2 separate regions of the Homo sapiens genome follow, and region 2 is linked to region 1. A link is a loop called in an ENCODE intact Hi-C map of the cell type or tissue named here. Cell type or tissue: PC-3. All regions are shown on one strand. Each heading gives the region's core, and the rest is flanking DNA. Links, peaks and the distances in the headings are about the cores only. Region 1 has its middle 130 kb from the start of NLRP1. Region 2 overlaps LOC339166 (a long non-coding RNA gene).

Region 1 (11,583 bases), core at 1,089-9,088:
TCACTCAAATGGGGACCATTAGGAAGGGCAGGCAGGAGAAGGTGATGATTTCATCTGGCTGTGCTGGGTTCACATTCCCAGGGTCATCTGGAAAGAGCTGTCCGGAAGGTGAACAGGTAAAGGTCTGCAGCTCAGGGGAAGGGCCCGGGTAGGATTAGCATGTCATCTACAACCAGGTGTTAGTAATTGCCATAGGATAGATGAGGCCTCTTAAGAAGTGGTGGATGAGATGATTGGCTCTGGCAAAGGATCCAGCTGGGGACAGGAGCTAGAATTAGGGCTTGAGCCTCAGGACAAGTCATCCCTTCTTCCTGATGCCTAATCTCAGAAACTCCTAGGAACAACCTACAATGTGCACCGTGTAACGGTCCACCATGCCCCAAGCCTGGGAATACACCACACCACAGAAGAAGCAGCTAAGTAAGATGAAAAGTGTCAGGGCCGCTCTCCCTCTCCCCTCTCCCCTCTCCCCTCTCCCCTCTCCCCTCTCCCCTCTCCCCTCTCCCTTCTCCCCTCTCCCCTCTCCCTCTCCCTCTCCCTCTCCCTCTCCCTCTCCCTCTCTTTCCACGGTCTCCCTCTCATGCCGAGCCGAAGCTGGACTGTGCTGCTGCCATCTCGGCTCACTGCAACCTCCCTGCCTGATTCTCCTGCCTCACCCTGCCGAGTGCCTGCGATTGCAGGCGTGCGCCGCCACACCTGACTGGTTTTCGTATTTTTTTGGTGGAGACGGGGTTTCGCTGTGTTGGCCGGGCCGGTCTCCAGTTCCTAACCGCGAGTGATCCGCCAGCCTCGGCCTCCCGAGGTGCCGGGATTGCAGACGGAGTCTGGTTCACTCAGTGCTCAATGGCGCCCAGGCTGGAGTGCAGTGGCGTGATCTCGGCTCGCTACAACCTCCACCTCCCAGCAGCCTGCCTTGGCCTCCCAAAGTGCCGAGATTGCAGCCTCTGCCCGGCCGCCACCCCGTCTGGGAGGTGAGGAGCGTCTCCGCCTGGCCGCCCATCGTCTGGGACGTGAGGAGCCCCTTTGCCCGGCCGCGACCCCGTCTGAGAAGTGAGGAGCGTCTCCGCCCGGCCACCACCCCGTCTGGGAGGTGTGCCCAACAGCTCATTGAGAATGGGCCGGGATGACAATGGCGGTTTTGTGGAATAGAAAGGGGGGAAAGGTGGGGAAAAGATTGAGAAATCGGATGGTTGCTGTGTCTGTGTAGAAAGAAGTAGACATGGGAGACTTTTCATTTTGTTCTGTAGTAAGAAAAATTCTTCTGCCTTGGGATCCTGTTGATCTATGACCTTACCCCCAACCCTGTGCTCTCTCAAACATGTGCTGTGTCCACTCAGGGTTAAATGGATTAAGGGCGGTGCAAGATGTGCTTTGTTAAACAGATGCTTGAAGGCAGCATGCTCGTTAAGAGTCATCGCCACTCCCTAATCTCAAGTACCCAGGGACACAAACACTGCGGAAGGCCGCAGGGTCCTCTGCCTAGGAAAACCAGAGACCTTTGTTCACTTGTTTATCTGCCGACCTTCCCTCCACTATTGTCCCGTGACCCTGCCAAATCCCCCTCTGCGAGAAACACCCAAGAATGATCAATAAAAAAAATAAAAATTAAAAAAAAAAAAAAAAGAAAAGTGTCAGACCCAAGCGCAGTGGCTCACACCTGTAATCCCAGCACTTTGGGAAGACAAGGCAGGTGGATCACCTGAGGTCAGGAGTTCGAGACCAGCCTGGCCAACATGGTGAAACCCCATCTCTACTAAAAATACAAAAATTAGCCAGGCATGGTGGCATATGCCTGTAACCCCAGCTACTTGGGAGGCTGAGGCAGGAGAATTGCTTGAACCAGGGAGGCAGAGGTTGCAGTGAGCCAAGACCACACCATTGCACTCCAGCCTGGGCAACAAGAGCAAAACTCCATCTCAAAAAAAAAAAAAAAAGAGAAAACGAAAGAAAAGAAGAAAAGGAAAAGAAAAGAAAAAGAATAGGTAAAGAAAAGAAAAGGAGTCAGACTTCAGAGTCAGACAGACCTGAGCATGAATCACAGCTCCATCATTTACCAGTTGTGTGACTGTGAACAGATCATTTAGCTTCTCTAAGTCTTCATTTCCTTAACAACAACAAAAATGATGCAGCTAATAATGCCTACCCTGAAGAGTGTATGTGAGGATGAAATGAGAAAACGTATGGAAAGCACTACGTAGACACACAGTAGATATTCAGTAAGTGACCACGTAGCCATCTCTCCTGCAGTCCCAGCCGCTTACTTCTTCAGAGCACATTTGATGTCATTCTGGCCTTGGCAGAGCTCCCCTCTAGACCTTCTCCAACTCCTTCATTTGTGCTGATGGGAAGCAGGAAGGCTACAAACCACTTGGCAAAGAAGTCATCCTTAAAGAATTTAGCATGTTTAGTGGGAAATGTTTTAATCAGACAGTTGCAAGTTCCAAAACAGACTCCAACACTTGCTGGGTATGTGATCTTAAGCAAGTCATCCAACCTGTCTGAGCCTCAGTTTCCTGATCTGTAAATGGGGGTGATAACACCATCTCATAGGACTGGCCTAAGGATTGAATGAGATCCCAGATGCAAAACACCTGCCACAGAGTCTGACATATTGCAGGTGCCTAATCAATGTTAGTTACTACAACTTTCAGCTTTCTTTTTTTTTTTCCTCTGTCTCTCTCTGTCATCAGGCTGGAGTGCAGTGGTGCGATCTCAGCTCACTGCAGTCTCTGCCTCCCAGGTTCAAACAATTCTCCTGCCTCAGCCTCCCAAGTAGCTGGGACTACAGGCGCGTGCCACCATGCCCAGCTAATTTTTGTGTTTTTAGTAGAGACCAGGTTTCACCCTGTTGGCCAGGATGGTCTCGATCTCTTGACCTCATGATCCACCTGCCTCGGCCTCCCAAAGTGCTGGGATTACAGGCGTGAGCCACTGCGCCTGGCTACTTTCAGCTTTCTTTCTATTCTTTCTTCACTGAGACAAAGTCAGGAGTTACCTCCCCCTCCTCCTAAATCTGGAAGTCCAAATCACTATAAATCTCCTTCTAATGGAATGATCATAGTCTGCCTCCTCTGACCATTATTTCTGAGAAAATCTTGTCTTCCTTCTAGACAGGGAGCTGCCTGGGAAGCAGAGACCCACCTCTGCCCTCCCCACAGTGCCAGGTTCAACATGAGGTACGTAGTAAATGTGCACTGAATCAAAGGATGAATGAATGACTAAATGGATGACATTGCAGTTACATCAGAAGCCGTGAGTGAGAGAAAATTAATTTGCAGATGGAATTATTACATTGTGTACCCAATCTTGCAAAACAATGAGGCACTGCTTGTAGGAGTTTCAAACACTTTTTCAGAAATTTAATTGCTAGTTAATTTTCCTGCAAAACACAATAACCTCTATGCACTAAAGGAAATAAGACACAGCTCTGAAAACCTCATTAGGCTGTGCCTGAAACCACAGCGGCTTTTTCCAAGTTAAGAACCTGAGAATGCAAGCTGCCATAATTGGCACTGTCTTTGTTCAGATGCAGGATGCCTTTACTCTGATTCCCCCACTCCTCATATCCCACTGAGAGGGCACGGCTCCCGCCTGCGACTGCAGAAGTGAGGGTGGCCTGAACTGAGCCATCCTCAATCTCTTTCTCACTGTGTTCTCTTATGATCAGAGCTTAGTCTGTAGAGCTCAGTCTATGACCAGAATCAAGGCTCTCTCTGTGACCAGGAGGAAGGCTCAGTCCGTGACCATGATCAGAGCTCAGCCTGTGACCAAAATGAGGGCTCAGTCTGTGACCATGACTACAGCATGGTCTGAGGGCAGGATCCAGGCTCAGCCTCCATGCATAGCCACAGCTACAGTCACACATGCACACAGCTTCACCTGAAATTAGAAGTGGGCCAAAAGGACAGACATAACGTAAACAGCAGAGGTTTCCGCTACACCACTCAACAAATTATTGAATTGAATTCAATAAATGTTAGATGAATCCTCAGAGTTCCAAGATGTGGTAGGACGTGGGTAGAAGGGGAAGAATGGGAAGGAGATGTCATCAGCCCTGGTGAATAAGGGCCCAGAACTCAGATGTGCCAGAGTTAAATCCTGCCCTGACCCATTTAAGCAACTCTTGGCCAGGAAGCTGGAAGTCTCACCTTCAGCTTCACAGTAACCCACATAGAACTCAGAGAGCTCCAGACGGCCTGCCTGGAGATGTGTGCCCTCCAGCCAGATGCTGTCAGCTCCGGTAGCTGTCACCTGCTAGGATATCACTGCTAAGTGGGTTAGCATTTGCCAGCCATTCTGCTGATTAATGGTGTGTAAAGTGGCTGTCTCATGGTGGCTGGGTCACCGTGACTCAAGCTTGGGAAACGCTGCAGTAACAGCAGAGAGCTCATCTCATGGGCAGAGGTGGGACTCTGAGAGGGTTAAATCTCAGTTGCTACTGTTTGGGGCATCCATGAACTCTTCGCAGCAGGATGTCCATTGCCCGGTCTCCCCTCTCTGCTTCCTCCAGTGTCCCCTATGAAGGACACCTTTGAAATGAGGGATGAGATGTAATGAAGCTAGATACAAAATTAATCAAATATGACACGAGAATTGATGTGGAATGCAATCCCGTCAGCAGATGATTCACCTCCTTGGAGTGGAGTTGCTTGTTTACTGTTTGCAGCATTTCTGAAGGACTCGGGCAAAGAGCAACACCAGGGATTATTTTTCAGAAGAAGGACTACAGACACAGAACACAATCACCAAGGGCCAGGTGCGGTGGCTCACACCTGTAATCCCAGCACTTTGGGAGGCCGAGGTGGGTGGATCACATGAGGTTAGGAGTTCGAGACCAGCCTGGCCAACATTTTGTACTTTACCAAAAGTACAAAATTAGCCGGGCATGGTGGCGGGCGCCTGTAATCACAGCTGCTCCAGAGGCTGAGGGAGGAGAATCGCTTGAACCCAGGAGGCAGAGGTTGCAGTGAGCTGAGATCAAACCATTGGACTCCAGCCTGTGCAACAAGAGCAAAACTCTTTCAAAAAGGAAGGAAGGAAGGAAGGAAGGAGGAAAGAAGGAAGGAAGGAAGGAAGGAAGGAAGGAAGGAAGGAAGAAAGAGAAAGAAAGAAAGAAAGAAAGAAAGAAAGAAAGAAAGAAAGAGAAAGAAAGAAGAAAGAAAGAAAGAAGGAAAGAAGGAAGGAAGGAAGGAAGAGAAAGAGAAAACAGTCACTCAGGAGGGTGGGTCTAATATTTAAATGCACTGAGATTCTTATATGTTGATTTTTCTTGTTTTGATCTAATTATAAGAAATGTCTAGGCCGGGTGCGGTGGCTCACACCTGTAATCCCAGCACTTTGGGGGGCCAAGGCGGGTGGGTCACCTGAGGTTGGAAGTTCAAGACCAGCCTGACCAACATGGAGAAACCCCGTCTCTACTAAAAATACAAAACAATTAGTCGGGCATGGTGACACATGCCCATAATCTCAGCTACTCAGGAGGCTGAGGCAGGAGAATCACTTGGATCCGGGAGGCGGTGGTTGTGGTGAGCCGAGATCACACCACTGCACTGCAGCCTGGGCAACTCCATCTCAAAAAAAAAAAAAAAAAAGAAAGAAATGTCTAAAGATGACTTCAAAGAACTTGATTGCTATGTATTAGAGCAGAAGCCATTCATTTATTTGTTCATGCATTCAGCACTAAAACTAAGCACCTACTGTGTGCCTGACCCTGTACTACGCACAGAAGCAAGCCAACCAAAATAGTAATAGTCTGGCTTGGGCACAGTGGCTCATGCCTGTAATCCCATCCCTTTGGGAGGCCGAGACGGGTGGATCACCTGAAGTCAGGAGTTCGAGACTAGCCTGACCAACATGGTGAAACTCCTTCTCCACTAAAAATACAAAATTAGCCAGGCATAGTGGCATGCACCTGTAGTCCCAGCTACTCAGGAGGCCGAGGCAGGAGAATTGCTTGAACCCAGGAGACGGAGGTTGCAGTGAGCCAAGATTATGCCACTGCACTCCAGCCTGGGCAACAGAGTGAGACACCATCTCAAAAATAATAATAGTAAAAATAGTCATTGCAGTAACAGTAGCAGTTGTTGTTATTGTTGCAGTTGTTAGCTAATATTAATTGAAGATTTACCATGTGCTAGACTTTGGGCTAACCACTTTGTAACCACCATCTTATTTAAGTCTCACATAAACTATGAAGTAGCTGCTATGAGTGTCCCCATTTTACAGATGAGGAAACTGAGTCACAAAGCAGTGAAACAACCTTCCCAGAGTCAAGTAAGTAGTAAGTGGTAAAGTTCGTAGCACAGGGCCATTCAGATCTTCTCGCCTCGTGATTTAAATTTTGAACAGAATGACTAAAAGTTTCAAATATGGTTTGGAATTTATCCCCCAGGCGTGACTGAACAAGACTTCTTCTTGCACTGCCCTGGTCGTTTTTCATGCCAAGCCTGGATCTTCAGCCTTCCCTTCCATCCTTCAACACCCCCCACCTTGTGTCAGTACATCCTGCGTTGCTTAAGTTAGCCAGAGTGGGCTTCTGTTGCTTACACTCAAAGAAAATTAACTGGAACAAGTAGTGAACTCCCCATGATAGGAGTATAGGAGAGCGGAAGCTGCAAGGGCATGCAGTGGGCTACAAGGAAGGGATTCACATGTGAAATGGTATATCAGTTACATTCTCCAAGGTGGCTGCAAAGAGGCTTTTCCCACGTCCTCTTCTAACCTTGCCACTTCCCCATTGAGTGGTGAGATCAGTATCCTCTTCCCTTAAACCTAGAAATACTTTGTGGCTGTCTCAGCCAAAACAGCATGGCAGAAGTAACATTATGTAACCTCCAGTGCTATGTCGCAATTTTTTTTGTTTTGTTTTGTTTTTTGAGACGAAGTTTCGCTCTTGTTGCCCAGGCTGGAGTACAACGGCGCCATCTCGGCTCACTGCAACCTCCACCTCCTGGGCTCAAGTGATTCTCCTGCCTCAGCCTCCCAAGTAGCTGGGATTACAGGCGAGTGCCATCATGCCCGGCTACGTTTTGTATTTTTAGTAGAGACGGAGTTTCACAACGTTGGCCAAGCTGGTCTCCAGCTCCTGACCTCAGGTGATCCACCCACCTCAGCCTCCCAAAGTGCTGGGATTCCAGGTGTGACCCACCGCCCCCGGCTGGGATGCTTCCTCTTAAAACCCCATGGCTATGCTGTATACCATCCCAAACTAGCGCACGCAGAGCGATCACATGGGGAAGCCAAGTAGAGGCGCTCCGTCCATCTGGCTCTGTCTGATGGTCAGCTTCAGATGTTATATATCATATCAACCTCCAGATATAAGTGAAGACATCTCCAGATGACTCCAGCCCAAAGCTATCAAGTGACTCCCCCCGCCGCCAACACCTGCCTTCAAATCTTTCCAGCAGAGGCCCCAGACACTATGGGGCAGAGACACACCATCCCCACTGGGTCCTGTCCAAATTCCTAACCTACAGAATCTGTAAATGTAATAAAAATGGCTGCATGACACCCCTCAGTTTTGCAGCAATAGCGACTAGAACTGATGGATGAAGAGACCAGCCCAACCTAGAAACTGTTATCCCAGGAACTTCCCACAGGAACTACTCCTCACACCCACAAATATGCCGAGGCAGGGGTTCTCATTGCTGACAACTTCTCCACTCTGGGCAGCCTAAGGTTTCAGAGGCCAGAGTCTGGGTGACACATCAAGCCCAGGATCTGAAAAACTAAGCCCGTGTGCTCAGCAGACAACCCATCTGCTGGGACAAAGTTTCAGGTGTTAACTGGGAAAAAGCACCTTCTGGGGAAGTATCTCATTTAGAAACTAGAGGAACAAGAGGTGAATCATAAATCCCTCTGAAGGGTGCATCCTATTTGTTATTCAGGGAAGGATCATTTGTATCTAAGGAACATCAAACAAACCAACAGAGCCTCCCTTTTGGGCCAGGGAGAGACGGAGCAGGTGAAATAAACAGGGTATGCAAAAGTGATAGCATCAGGAAGTTATCTAGAGAGAAACAAAATGTCCTGAGCCAGCTGAGAATTTCATTAAAGTAAGTCTTCAGTAACGGCAATGCTCTGTTCTTGTCACCACTGCAATCTGGCCATCTCTCTCCTGAAAGCGGAATGGTGTTCATGCTGAGGACAAGGACAATCCAGATACTCTCTGTCTCTGTCGTGTGTGTGTGTTTGTGTGTATGTGTGTCCATCCCCAGACCTCTGTCACCGTGCCCTTGTCTGTGAGTTGTGGCTAAAAGGACAGACTCCTGAGTCGGGATGCCTGGGTCTAAATCCTATGTGGCCTTGGGAAAGTTACTCATCCCCTCTTGAACTCAGTTTTCCCATCTGTTAAAGAGAGAGAGAGAGAGAGAGAGAGAGAGAGAGAGAGAGAGAGAGAGAGAGAGAGAAGCAAGCCCTGGCAACATAGAGAGGCGTCATCTCTACAAAAATAAAATTTAAAAAATAGCCAGGCATGATGGCATGCATCAATAGTCCCAGCTACTTAGGAGGCGGAGGTGGGAGGATCACTTGATCCCAGGAGATCAAGGCTGCAGTGAGCTGTGATTGCACCACTGCACTACAGCCTGAGCAACAGAGCAAGGTCCTGTCTCAAAAATTAAAAAGAGAGAGAGAGAATGATAATAGTATCTACTTCGTAGGGTTGTTGTGGGATTTAATTAACTATTAGCACAGACCATGACATTCAAGGAATTTCGGTTTTATTGTTTTATCATTATTACTGAGTGATTTTCTGGGCCTGTATGGGTATCTTGGTTGAGGGGCCCCATGTATCCGTGTGTAGATATATCTCTGTTTCTGTATGACTGCCTTTCCTTCCTTCTCCACACTGAACAATTCCTCTTCTCTGGATGAACAGAGAGTTAGAAACCACCAAAATGCCGTGAAAGAACTAAGAAAAATATGAGCCCAACTGGTTTGTGGTAGGCCTGGTAAGAAATGCCAGTTTCTATAATTACCAACCTCAAAATTTCAGTGATTTAACTAACACACGGTGGTTTCTTGTTCCTATCACGACTTGAAACAAGATAAGACATTGTCCTGGGGTCGCTCCTCCAAGTAGGGATTCAGGGATTCAAGCTCCAGCTGTCTTAGAAAACCACCATTCAGGAAGCCTGGAGGGTTGAGTGGAATGTTTTTAGCTCAATCCTGGAAAAGACTTACATCAGTTCTGCCCATATTCCTCTGGTTAGAACTCAATGTGTGATGAACAATAACATTGACTTTGCCACAGAGAAATGTCACTTTCTGTTGGTAAAGAAAGGTAGCACCTATTAGGACTCAGACCCATTGTATTTAACATGCTGTTACTCCTGGGGTGGGAAGTGTTACTAAAAACCCTACTCTCCATCCACTTCTTCCTCTCTATCCTGCCCTAGACCAGGACACTATCCCCTCTTTCTAGAACTGCACAATATCTGCCCATTGTTCTCCCTGCCCCGTCTCCAGCCTTCTCTTTTCTAAAGCAGCTGATATCATTGGAATGTTGTGTCCTCTCCACATCTCATGTTGAAATGTGACCTCAAGTGTTGGAGGTGGGCATAGTGGGTGTTCGGATCATGGGGGCAGATCCCTCATGAATGGTTTTGTGCTGTTCTTGCAGTTATGAGTGACTTCTCTCTCTATGAATTCACATTAGATCTGGTTGTTGAAAAGAGCCCAACACCTCCTCCCTCTCTCTTGCTCCCTCTATCACCATGTAACACACTGGCTCCCCTTCGCCTTCCACCATGACTGTAAACTTCCTGAGGCCCTCACCAGGAGCATTTCCCAGCACTATGAGTGTACAACCTGCAGACCTGTGAGCCGAATAAACCTCTTCTCTTTATAATTTTCTTTAAGACGGAGTTTTGCTCTTGTTGCCCAGGCTGAAGTGCAATGGCATGATCTCAGCTCACAGCAAACTTTGACTCCTGGGTTCAAGCGATTCTCCTGCCTCAGCCTCCCGAGTAGCTGGGATTACAGGTGCCCACCACCCCATCTGGCTAATTTTTTGTATTTTTAGTGGGGCTTCACCATTTCTTTATAAATTACCCATTCTCAGGTATTCCTTTATAGCAATGCAAAGGGACTATAACAAAGCAGCCAAGTCAACTAAAATGGAGATGTGAGCCCTCCCTCTCATATACAATAGTTGGCTCTTAGAAGTAGAGTCAAACCCTTGAGCTTACAAGGCCTTTCCTGCCAACCCTCCTCCTGCTCATCTGTCTCCACTCTTCTCTTTGAACTCTGGGTTCCAATTCGACTTCAACAGTTCCTCAACTTCACTGTGCTATTCTCATCTCTGTGCCACATTTGGCGCCTCTGCCTGAAACACACCTTCCCTTCCCACCCACCTCTGGCTCCTCTAGCTGCATAATTCCTGCCCATTGTTCAAGCCTCACCTTGAAATTGGCTCCACAACCCCAAACTGGATTAAGTCTCCTCTTCTTCCCTCCCATAGCACTTTATCCTAAATTTCATCCCTCTTCATAGTTAAGCTACCTGGGATTCCCACTAAATTCCAAGCTCCAAGAGGACAAGCAATGTGTCTATAGCCCATTCACTGCTGTCTCCCCAGCAGCAATAACAGTGCCTAAGATATAGTGTCTCCCATGTCTTTTTGGTACCCAAACCAGGACTTTGCACACAGAAGAGGAAAAAGGAGGAATTGACTCATATTGACAAGTAACATAAAAAAATTATTTCTCACCTCCATCCATCAACTTCGACAGTACATGAAACCAGTCAGTATGTGAGTCAGAAATTAGGCAGAGGTGACGCTGGGATCCAGATTCAGTTGTGAGTTGTGTGGTGGGATCCGTTTCAGGCCCTGGGATTATCAAAGGCATCCCTGCGGAGCCATCCGCTCATTAAACAGACCGTAGGGAGAGTCAGGCATTTTCTTCAGAAATCCCACCCTCTGTGGTAGTTAATTAGTCTTAGCTTAAGGTAATTGGCTTTTCTCCTCAGGGCAATATTATCTGAGACCTAAACTAGCACCAGCTGCCCAGGAGCCAGCAGCCGCTCCAAGACTCCAGTGTCTTTCCAGAGGTAGGTGGGGAAGAAGCCGAAAGAGAGAGTTTCTTCAGATCACAGAGGGAAGAGAGATTGGGATTTCACAGAACATTTTCCAAAACATGAAGGGAAAGAAAGTCAAACAAAGCAATAGCTTGGCAACAGATGGTGAGCAATATCAGTTGGGAAAATCTCTTTTGGGGTTGAAAGGAAAAACTGCAGAGATGCCTCTATCAAGGGTGTCACTGACTCCCACCTGCCTGGGACGTCTTTATTTTCTAGCCTAAAATGTTTCATCTGAGGGAAGATCAAATCCAAAGAGCTGTCTCGCACCTTTCATCTGAACCAGCATGAACATGTCTCAGAAGGCACAGAAATGAAAGCTCAATAGAGTCTTAGCTCAGTCACCATTCAGGACCAACGTTAGGAAGCAGGGTGCTGGGGATGGGGTTGCTGGTTTCCATCATAGACACTTCAGAGCTGCACCATGAGTTTTGACAAGGGCAGAGGGTGGTCGGCCTCCTCATGGCAGGCCAGGATCGGGAGGACTATTGCCCAGACACAGAT
Region 2 (11,583 bases), core at 1,922-9,921, 68 kb before region 1:
ATCACCACCCATAGGCATAAAGGAGAAGAGGAAAGAAATATGACTGGGACCCAGTGAGAGCTAGAGCCACTGAAGATGACACCAGACAGGACATGGACGGGTCCAGCAACTTCCAGAACATGGCCCAGAGCAAGGAGGGTCAGAGAAAGCCCCGCCTCATCCTCTCTCTCTCTTTCTCTCTCCCCTCTCCAATCTTCTATTAGTGCCTCACTGGCCAAACCCAACAGATAGTCAGCAAGGAAACCCTGGGTGATGTCCTCCTGGGGCACAGCACAGGTCAGGGAGGCAAAAAGGGCAGACAGGATTCGAGGGTATAGGACAGGGGTGCACAGAGAATAGCAAGCACCAGCAAAGTCTGGTTATAAACATCTACTCTCCTGCCCCTGCCTCGCCCTCCCCGAAGCTGGTGCCCACCCAACGCCCATCACTCATGGTCCTGGTTTCACGATCTCTATTCGTCTCTCATAGCTCAGGTCTACAAGGCCACTGGCAAACCTGAGGATGCAGAATCTTCCTGTTTTCCCTCCGTCTTCCCCGTATTTCCTTTCTATTCTCTTTTCACAAAGCTTCCTCTCATTCCCCCAAATACAGTTTTTACTAAGTCCCTGGGTCCAAGGCAGCTCTGCAGAGCCTAGGGTCACTTCAGTGATGTCAGGCAAAGAAGCAGGGGGAAAAACACGTAGGATCCTCTCCTAAAATTCAGGATCTAAGAGCCTAGGATAGACGCAGGATTCCGCAATGTCCCCTCTGCAAGTGAGCCAGGACTGTAGAAGCACAGGTTTTCTCCGCTGGGCAGCAACAAGCTGAGTTCCACTTCTGGCCCTGTCACTAGCTCCCATTCAGCCCAGTGATTCCCCTCATGCTTACAGACTGCTCAAATGAACCTCCTTCTAAAAGAAATCCTGGGAAGGAGTCAGAGAACTGGAAGAAGCTGTCATTGTTCCCTTGGAGTAACTGGGTTGACAGCAAACCCAGCACGATAGCCTTAAACACAGACGCTCGGCAGACATGCACCTGACTGAACGGAGTTCTATGGGAACCCAGCGGGGAGATTTCATTTTGTCATGCTCCCCATTCCCAAGTTGGGCCCTAATTCTTCTCTCCTCCCCCACAATACGGCGTATTCCTGCATTATGGGCGTCCTTCCATAGGGTGCTCCCGTGGCAGGGTAGCCTATGAAAAATGAGCCTCGCTGGCCATTGTGCAAATTCACAGTCTTGCCTGACAGCTAACAAGCTCTGTGGTCAGGAAGCGCAACAGAGTGAAGGTCCAATTACGGCAGAGGAAATCCTCCTACAAAGGGCTCAAATGCGCTAACAATCCATTGCGGAAGGTCAGGGAGCCCCTAACGGGCCGCCTGCTGTCAGAGAGGCAGCAAAAGGCTGAAAGTGAACCGACTGCTCCACAGCGGCAGCACGGAGATGTTTGTCCTGAATCTCTCTTGTTCAGAATCAGTCTTGACAGAAAAAAAAAAAAAAAGGGAGGGGGCATCACTAGGCAAGGGGACAAGCAAAGTCATTCGGCAATTTTTGTAAAGCGCAGCTCTGGAGGACTTCCCATCCCCTCATCAAATCCCTCTTTAGTGATTCCCCATTGCCTGCAGAATAAAATACCAAGGTCTCCCTGCCTGATCTTTAGAAAAACCCATTTCCCTACAGCCAGGTGTCTTAGAGGGCAGTTTCTGGGGCATGAGCAGAACTTAAAAGGTAGATTTGGGTTTTTTTGTTTGTTGTTTTTGAGATGGAGGGAGTGTTGCTCTGTCACCCAGGCTGGAGTGCAGTGGCATGATCTCAGCTCACTGCAACCTCTGCCTCCCAGGTTCAAGCGATTCTCCTGCCTCAGCCTCCCGAGTAGCTGGGATTGCAGGCACCCACCACCACGCCAGGCTAATTTTTGTATTTTTAGTAGAGACAGAGTTTCGCCATGTTGGTCAGGCTGGTCTCGAACTCCTGACCTTAGGTGATCCGCCCACCTCGGCCTCCCAACATGCTGGGATTACAGGTGTGAGGCACCGCGCCTGGCCTAAAAGGTAGACTTATATGCTCCCTCCCAAGTTCTTGAATGAGAATCTTGGAGGCAGGGTGGGGGCAGAATTCTTTCCTGGGTGATTCTCAACAAATTCATTCATTCACTCATTCATCCAATCAGCGAGTATTCAGTGATCAGTTAATCTGTGCCAGGCAGGCCCCATGCTGGGTGCTGAAGATAAGGGGTGAGCAAAAGGCATTCTCACTCTATTTTCCCTGGAGCAGCTGCTGAGGACAGACACGAATCACATAATCACACATGTGAGCTCAGACTTAGTCACCAACTCTGGGTACGGCCGGAGCCATGCGTGGTGCCCACAATGACAGCATGATATGGGGGCTGGAAGCCCAACCTTGGTGTCAAACAGACTTCTCTTGGTCCCACTTCTGACTGTGAAACCCTGGGCAAGGTCCTGCACTATTCCAAGTCTCAGTTTCTTCCTCTGTGAAATGGGGCCAACCATACATACCTCATACTCCTCAGAAGACAGTGAGATAATCCACGTGAGGCATTATCACCATGTCTGGTGCTTCCTATGTGTACAGTAAATGTTGGAGAGAGGCTGTGGTGGCAGGACTGGAGTTGGTTGTCATACAACATGGCATTAATAGGAGTTGGTTGTCATGCAACATGGCATTCGTAGGTGCTCAGTGAAGTTTCGATGGAATTGAACTTGACTTCTACAATTTCTCCTAGTTACATTTTCTATCATACTACTGATTTGAGGAGAATTTCACTAGGATATCATAGTCACTTTCTTCCTTTCCTTTGGAGGAAGGAAACCAGACACAGAAACAGCCATTTCAAACCAACAAGTGGGACGAGGTGCAGTGGCTCACACTTGTAATCTCAGCACTTTGGGAGGCCGAGGTGGGAGGATCATTTGAGCCCAGGAGTTGGACACCAGCCTGGGCAACATAATGAGACCCTGTCTCTATAAACTAATAGTCAATAATAGTAATAATAATAGTAATAAGCCGGACATGGTGGTGCACACCTGTAGTCCCAGCTACTCCAGAGGCTGAAGGGGGAAAATTCCTTGAGCTCAGGAGTTGGAGGCTGCAGTGAGCCATGATCATGCCACTGCACACCAACCTGGGTGACAGACCAAGACTCAAATAAATACATAAACAAACCTAACAAGGACCAGGGTCTACTTCTCCGATATCTGGTGGGTTGAGACTGTCTCATGACCTTGGCCAACTCTCTTGCCCTCAAAGAAGCGTCATATAAATAATGAGGAAATTGGACCATGTGATGCCTCAAACCCCCAAGGTGGGTACCACCAGCTTCTTGTTTTGCCAGATAGGACATTTTTTAAATTATAATTATTATTTCATTTAAAAATGATATTTTAGCACTTAAAGCGTAGAAAGGACATTGTTTCAGAATAAAATAACAACTTTTCCCAAAAAGAAATGTTGACCACCTTCCATGTACATGATGCGGACATTCGTGTCTCACTTTGACTAGCTGGTGAAAGCTCCCCTCACAGACCACCCCAGTCCAGAGACCCACAGTGGTAGGGACTGATGACCTAATCTGAGAATGATGATGATGGTGGTGACGATGATGATAGCAACAGTAAACATTTACACTGCAATCAGTACATCGGAGGCACTGTCCTGAGCACTTTCTATCTACTAACTCATTTAACATGCACTATCACCCAATGAAGTAGTTCTAATCGTGGCCCCATTTTGCAGAAAAAGTAATTTTCCCAAGTTCTCACCAGTAGAAAGTAGCAAGATGGAATCTAAGGAGCCTGTACTACTCTTAACCACTCCACTCTACAGAGAGGGAAACCGAATTTCCCAGAAAAGGAAAAGAATTGCTCAAGGTCACACAACTAAGCAATACAGAGACTCCTACTTTCTGACTTTTCCCCAAAACACACTGTAGTGTTTGATCCTGCCTCTCATGCATCGAGACCCAGCTCCCCAGTGGAGGAAGGTGGCCCCTCCAAATAAACTTCTCGAGGGAGGTGAAACAATTAATTTTTGAAAACAGTCAGCTCATCATTCGGATAACTTGACCGTTCTTTTTCTCCAGTTTATTCCACCCAGCAGCCTGGGTTGCCTGAGGCAGTCAACTGCTGCTCGCTTCTTCTGGACCTTGGCTTTACCACCAGGTAAGTGCAGCTGTGATGAGATGGCTGAGGCTCAGGCACCCACCGGGAGAGAAGAACAACGTCCAATTAATCACCTCAAAGCCACTGACAAACACCAAGCCATCTGGCAACTCCACTGAAACCTGGACAAGGCTGCATTTCAGCCTCACTTAGAAGTCCAAGTTAGGCCCCTTAGATGCTGAGGGAGAAAGACAATGTTTCCCTTTCCTCTCCTCTTGTCTCCGGCTCTTCAGCCAGGGTTTACTGAGCTTCAGCTGTGTGTCAGGGGATGCAGAGATACATCAAAGCCAGGCCTGCAGTTGCTCACAGCTTGGAAGGAGAAACAGATAAACACACGAGTCACTACAGCACTATGTGGTAAGTGTCACAGCAAATAGGGGAACTCATACCATGTCAGCACCAAGAAAGAAACACCTGCTTTCTTGAGGAGGCTTCAGCCAGGATTTTCCCTGGGGACTTGAACGATGAGTCGACTGGTTAGGGCAAGATGAGGCCACCAGTAGACTGTCCCCTATGGAGGCCAGCAGAACTGCTGAACCATGGAACTTTCCAGCACAGAAACAGCGTGGGAAGCCACGTGAGCTCCCTCCCTTCCTGTAGGGGGTACCCAGCTTCTCCCCGTGTCGTGGATAAAAGATACCAGTTACCCAACGGGACCATGCCAGGCCACCACTCTGAGAGGGCCTGATGGTGGGGAACAGTCAAGAAACACAGATGGCTGGCCGGCAGGACTGGGTTCCTCAGCCTAAATGTTCTTGCTTCGTACTTAGATTCACAGAAGCATAAAACAGGCTATTTAAATTTGACATCAGAGGTTATTCTTCTATGCTGGGAAGTAGCGATCTGGCCCAGTAGAAATAGCAATCCTTTAAATTTCCCTAACACTGTATAGTTACACTTCATTTCATTTGGCTGGTACCTGCAGATGTAACCGGTGTTCACATCTGCCCTGTGATTGTCCCAAGTAATCCTCTATGTGACTGGGTGTCATCTGTGCATCCAGCCACCAGCCAGAACTTTCCACCCTAAACTTTTGGTGCCCATGTGTCCAAAGCCTCTGGGTTTGAGGCCTGGGGGAGCCAAAGTTCTTTTCCTTCAGGAAGAAAATAAATTGCTCTGAGCAACCGAAGGGAATCCGAGATAATAGGCAGTCTTAATGAACAGCTCACACAGCACCCAGCTCAGTGGAGCACAACGGGGCTGACAGGAAATGTCTCATCTCCAAACACAAATGCAGGGTCCGGCAAAAAGCAGGCAGCACAGGGGACATGCTTGACTGGGAATGAGAAAAATGACTGTGACTAGAGGGAAAAAAATTCCAATTACTTCAAATTTGGCAATTGATCCTTCTTGCACAAATGGAACCTGGCCAGGCATGGAGACTCCAGGAATCTCTTGGGGGAGGTTGAGGGTTGCTAGTGAAAGGGGCTTCAAGGGGTTTTGCTGCAAATTCCCGTGGAGCTTGGGGGATGGAGTGGATGGGTGTCTGACTTGTGTCTGAAAATTTTAAAGGACAGAAGGTTGGCTGAAGTAGCCTGTGGCAGCATTGTAGAGAGCAGAGGTGAGATGGTTCAGAGTGGTCTTAAAAGAAATTTACCCAGAGGGCTGCCTGGAGGGGCATCAGGACCCCAGAAGACAGTCTGCGTGAGGAAGAGCATCCCCAGGAATCAGAAGTCAACAGAGAATGTCATAAACTGCCCACAGAGAGTGGGCAAGTAAAAGAGATCCCAGAATAGGGATGAGGGTAGTATATGGCATCATAGGTCACGATGATTCACTCCTTTATAATAGTCACAGTTTGGCTATGGACTCCTGGTGAGCACAGGTGACTGCTCACAGGTGCCTTGCTCCTTTACTTTGAGCTAGGCCTGTGACTTGCTATGGCCAAAGGGGTATTCTGAAAGCAGGGAAAAGGTGAGCAAGGCAGGGCTGCAAATATGCTTGCATGTGGCAGGGCTAGCCCTCTGGTGTCCCAGTGATCCATCTTGAGAAGATGAACCTGGGCCTGAGCCCTACAGGGAACACAGAGGGGCCAAGAACCAAACCCACAACCTGGAGCCACAGCCACCTGAACCCATAGCTTGAAGCAGACCCACCAGCCAAACAGTCTGAACCAGCCAAACAGCTGCAAACCCATGACCATGAGAATAAATGCTGGTTTTAAGCCACTGAGTTCTGGAGCTGTTTGTTATGCAGCATTATCCAGCAGAGGTTGATAATACCAGGGGTCTGAAAAACTCTCAGCAGCACCTATGAGAGAAAGGCTTGGCTCTAAACAGCAGCTGATGTCAGAGGAAATAATTGCCAGATTCCCCTCACCCCATACACACAGTTATGAAAACCATCCCTGCCCTTTTCTTCTTTCCTTACCCTAGTCCACACCTCCTAGCCTCACTCATCCCTCATTAGCTAGTGGGATGAGGAGAGGAGAATGGGCGAGGGTGATGGTCAGTTTTATGTGTCAAGTTGGTTAGGTTACAATCCCCACGTATTCAAACAAACATGAATCCATGTGTTGCTGTGAAGGTATTTTGTAGATGTGATTAAAGTCCATAATCAGTTGATGTTAAGGAAGGGAGGTTATTCCAGATAATCCGAGTGGTCCTGATTCAATAAGTTGAAAGCCTTAAGACCAGAACTGAGACTTCCCTAAAGAAGAAGAAATTCCACCTGCAGATAGCAGAATCAGCTCGCGCCTGCAAGTTCCATCCTGCCCTTCCTGGAAGCCTTCCCTACAAGTTTCAGGCTTGCCTAGGCAGCCCCTACAATCACATAAGCCAATTTCAGGCAATAAATCTCTTAATATTTATCTCCCATTGGCCTTGTTACTCTGGTTGAACTCTGACTGATAGAGATTTCTGGAACCTAGAAGTGAGGTGCTGCTATAACAAATACACAAAAATGTTGAAATGGCTTTGGAACTGGGCAGTTGGCAGAGGATGAAAGAATATTGAGGGGCACAATAGAGAAAGCAGAGATTGTCTTGAACATACTGCCAATAGGAAGATGGATGTTAAAGCCTCCACCATGAATGACCAGAAGGAAATAAGGAGCACAATAATAAAACATGTAGCATTTTACTAAACACCCAAATCATTGTGAACAGCCCATTGGCAGAAATAGAAGTTTAAAGATGCTTCTAATGAGGGCTCAGAAGGAAATGAGGAGCGTGTTATTAGAAACTGGACGAAAGTGGACCTTTGTTACATAGAAGCAGAAAGCTTAGCTGAACTGTGTCCTACAGTCATGTGGAAAGCAAAACTTATACATGATGAACTTGAATGTTTAGTTGAGGAGATTTCCAAGCAAAGTGTTGAAGGTGCAGCCTGTTTTCTTCATGCTGCTTATAGTAAAACATGAGAGGAAAGAGGTAAATCGAGGAGAGAACTGTCAAGAAAAAGGAATTGGGAGATTCTCAGCCTATCCACAATTTTGCAAATAATACAAAATTAGGGGATTCGTTGTCAAGAAAGCATGCACTGGAAAGGAGGTACGAAACTGGAAGTGGTGTCAGACCAATGCGGGACCACAAGCCAAGGAATGCAGGCAGCCACTGAGACCTGGAAAAGGCAAAGAAGTAGATTCTCCCCTAGAACCCTCCACAGGAATACTGTCCTGACAACCCATTTTGGACTTTTGAACCACAAGATAATAAATCAAGAATTATAAGACAGTAAATCTGTGTTGTTTAAGCCTCTAAGTTCATGATAATTTGATGCAGCTTCAATAGGAACCTATTGCAGGGAGTAAAGAGAGAAAAATCTCCCCCAACTCCCTTTCCTGATTGCAAGCTTTAAATGAAGTTTGGAGCCTTGGGTATTGCCCCAGATTAGACATACTAATTACTGAACTGAGACTGTCCAAGGGGCTGAGGCAACCAGATAACATTTTATGATCTAAATGTGGTCAGAGAAGTGCAGGGCCTTCTGGAGATCTCATTAGGATCAGGGGAAAACAAGTCCTACAAAGTGAGTTTAAAGAGGCAAAACTAAAGTTGCTTTATAAAGGCATCTGAGGCCAGGCACAGTGGCTCACGCCTGTAATCTCAGCATTTTGGGAGGCTGAGGCAGGCAGATCACCTGAGGTCAGGAGTTCAAGACCAGCCTGGTCAACATGGTGAAACCCCATCTCTACTAAAAATACAAAAATTAGCTGGGCATGGTGGTGCACGCCTGTAATCCCAGCTACTCGGGGGACTGAGGCAGGAGGATTGCTTGAACCCAGGAGGTGGAGGTTGTAGTGAGCCGAGATTGCACCACTGCACTCCAGCCTGGCAACAGAGCAAGACCTTGCCTGCATGGAGGGAGGGAGTCACAGGAGTACCCTTATGTCTTGGAGTCTTTGGTGAATTATTAGCCAGGGTTTCACCCACTCAGTCCCAGGTCTAGACTCAAAGGTCAAATTCCCTGAACATGAAAGAGTCCCCTTGGGATGCCATAGGGAGCAGACGTGGACCATGGACCCCACACAGTGAAGCTGAGGCTGAGTGGTTTTGAATTGGGATGGGACTATCTCCACATCCAAACCCTGCCCCTTCCTAGGTGTGTGTCTTCAACAAATGACTGAACTTCTCTGGACCTTGCTCCCCTTATTATAAGGACCATCATGCTCACTTCATGAGGCTCTAATGAAGGTTAAAGGAGACAGCACTAAGGGAGTAGTAATGCTCAAAAAACAGTAGCTGTAATAATAATAATTAATATTACAATTAGATCCATCCCCACTTGCATCTGTGCCTGCACCTGCACTGCACCTGAGCCATCCTCCACCTGCACCTGAGCCATCCTCCACCTGTACCTGCATCTGCACCTGAGCCATCCTCCACCTGCACCTGCATCTGCACCTGAGCCATCCTCCACCTGCACCTGAGCCATCCTCCACCTGTACCTGCATCTGCACCTGAGCCATCCTCCACCTGCACCTGCATCTGCACCTGAGCCATCCTCCACCTGCACCTGCATCTGCACCTGAGCCATCCTCCACCTGCACCTGAGCCATCCTCCACCTGTACCTGCAGTGCCGTCGCCACCTCTGCCACCACTGTTCTCACCAGCCCCAGCCCCACCCCGACTGTCAGCTACCACAAGGCCTTCCCTCCTGAAAGCTCCATGGCCATAAACAGTTTATGTGATTATTACATTTAGCCCACATTTGCAATGACTTCCTCTCTTTAATCACTTTGAAGATGTTTCAAATTCCTTTCCAACGTGACTGAAATCAAAGTGGCACCTGTGAAGGGAGAAAGCCTGCCTGCCGGTGCGAGGTGGAGACGTAAAACAGTCAGGTTTGATGGGGAGAAATTATGTCTTGCTTAATTCCTTTTACCCTATAATTACCAGGCGCGACCACGTGGGTTCACAGCAAAAATAACTTGCCACGTGAAGACGTTGTCTATAGAATCCTGGTTTGAGTCCCCAGGCAAGACCCTCAGAGGAGGATCCCAGGCAGCCCCCGTCCAGGCATCTACACAGTACTGTGGTCCACCTTCCTCACTAGCTTTCCAACCCCACCCCTGACCCCCAACCACCGAGGCTCAATTCCCAGGCACCCACTCTGCCTTATCCTCTTCCCCTCTCTGCAGCATTTGACTGGCGGTCACCTCCCTCTTCACACTCTTCCCTGGTTTGACTTCCCTATGCCTCACCCCACCCTCAGTCTCCTTTGTATCTCTCTCCCCTCCTCCCTTTCACCACCCCCTGGGCACCAGCATCCCTGAGGCCCTATCAGCATCTCTCTTCTCTTTCTTCTTTCCTCCCCGTCTCTCCTTTTTCTCTCTCACATCTCCTCTCTCCTCTTCACTCCCATTCCTTCAGACAGCAGGTCTACCCTTCAGACTCTCAAACCCACAGCCCATCTGCGATCTCCAGACTTCAGGCCTCTAACTTCCACTTCCAGCTGCTGGCTTAGTGTTTCCACTGGATACCCTGCTGCGTCCAAACCCACGCCCTCCTGATTTCTCTTTCTCCAGGTAAGAACTCCACCACCGCGGCTTACTTCTATATCTCTAAAGCCACTCTACCTTGCCTTTCTCCTCACGTCTGGATCCAATCTGACACCGCCCACGCGGGAGCGCTCATGAGGTGGCTTAGAGGAAATTACAGGAGCCTTTGAGTCATAGGCACTCAAGTTCAGATCCAGGCTGGGAGCCTTCCGGTCATATGACTTTGGTGTCCTTATTTATAAAACAGCAAGGAAAATTCTTACCTCCCAATATGTTTTTTAAGAACCAAGTTATACAATATACGATTATGGTTAACACATCTTCCCCACCCCACCTCCATTTCCTGCCCTACTTCCAATGCTTTTACTGAGTCTACAGTAAATCTCAGAACTGGTCTCTGCCCCCTAGCCCCAGTACTCCCTCCCATCCATCATCCACCTTTCTGCCAGAGGGCTTTTGCTAAAACTTAGTTCTGAACCCATCACTCCCCTATTTAGAACCCTTTGGTGGTTGCCTGTGGCTCACAGGTTAAAGTTCAAAGCAGAAGCTGTGTCAATGTGATGGGAGTGAGAACCAGTTGACTATGGGGCCATCCAGACATTTCAGATCCTCATCCCCAACTAATTAGTTGTTTACACTTTGGGCCTCACTTTCCTCAACTATTTTTTGTGTGTTTGTTCAGACACAGTCTCACTCTGTCGCCCAGGCTGGAGTGCCATGATGCAATCTCGGCTCACTGCAACCTCCGCCTCCCAGGTTCAAGCAATTCTCCCACCTCAGCCTCCAGAGTGGCTGGGATTACAGGCACCCGCCACCATGCCTGGCTAATTTTTTTTTTTTTTTTTAGTAGAAACTGGGTTTCACCATATTGGCCAGGCTGCTCTCGAACTCCTGACCTCAGGTGATCCACCCACCTTGGCCTCCCAAAGTGCTGGGATTACAGGCATGAGCCACTGCAACCGGCCCTCAACTATTTTATTGTCATAAACTCCTAACTCACAAGACTGTGGTGAGAAGTGAACAGACTTTAGAAAGTGCCTACTGGGGTTTCAGCACACAGTAGGTGGGTCCCTGTCCCTCTTTACTCCTCACCTCCCCACGTTCATCCTCAACCCCAACCAGACCATTCACACTCTGGAGTTTCTGTGTCTCTGCTTATCCACCCACCTCTCAGTTTATGCATAATCCTTTTATGCTTTTGGAAACAAAGTGGTGGTTTCAACTGCCTGTCACCATGCTGGAGGCCTGAGCAGGCACAGACTCACAGCACCACGGGAAGGCCAGTCACAGGGCACATGCTATTTGCAGCATCACTAGAAAATGTTTCCCAAAGCAGTGTTCCCCTCTCTGGGGGGCTGGCCATGGTGCTTCATGAGCTCTTTTACTGCCCAAGTTTTTTTTTTTTTTTTTTTTTTGTGATAGAGTCTCACCCTTGTTGCCCAGGCTGGAGTGCAACGGCATGAACTCGGCTCACTATAACCTC

What was found. Hi-C counts contacts between places; a loop is a spot of excess contacts. Peaks named below come from ENCODE experiments on the same cell type or tissue, not always from the same donor. Only the 100,000 strongest peaks of a DNase experiment are listed, where the experiment ranks them.
Region 2: it touches region 1 in a loop (3-fold over the local background); 3 of 110 quality-filtered maps call a loop at or near these places.

What each region holds. Positions count from the first base shown.
Region 1 is chr17:5,710,873-5,722,455 of GRCh38, reverse strand. No RefSeq gene overlaps it. Among named protein-coding and RNA genes, the nearest start is that of NLRP1, 130 kb to the right of the region's middle. RefSeq lists an enhancer at 1,326-2,246. In PC-3, for the core only: no CTCF peak of the experiment used is centred there; DNase peaks (open chromatin) are centred at 4,285 and 4,655; H3K4me3 peaks cover 474 bases; H3K27ac peaks cover 2,038 bases.
Region 2 is chr17:5,779,337-5,790,919 of GRCh38, reverse strand. All of the region lies in intron 1 of LOC339166 (a long non-coding RNA gene), which reads right to left. Among named protein-coding and RNA genes, the nearest start is that of NLRP1, 200 kb to the right of the region's middle. RefSeq lists enhancers at 4,872-4,921, 5,088-5,277. In PC-3, for the core only: no CTCF peak of the experiment used is centred there; DNase peaks (open chromatin) are centred at 2,269, 4,609, 5,389 and 5,969; H3K27ac peaks cover 5,050 bases.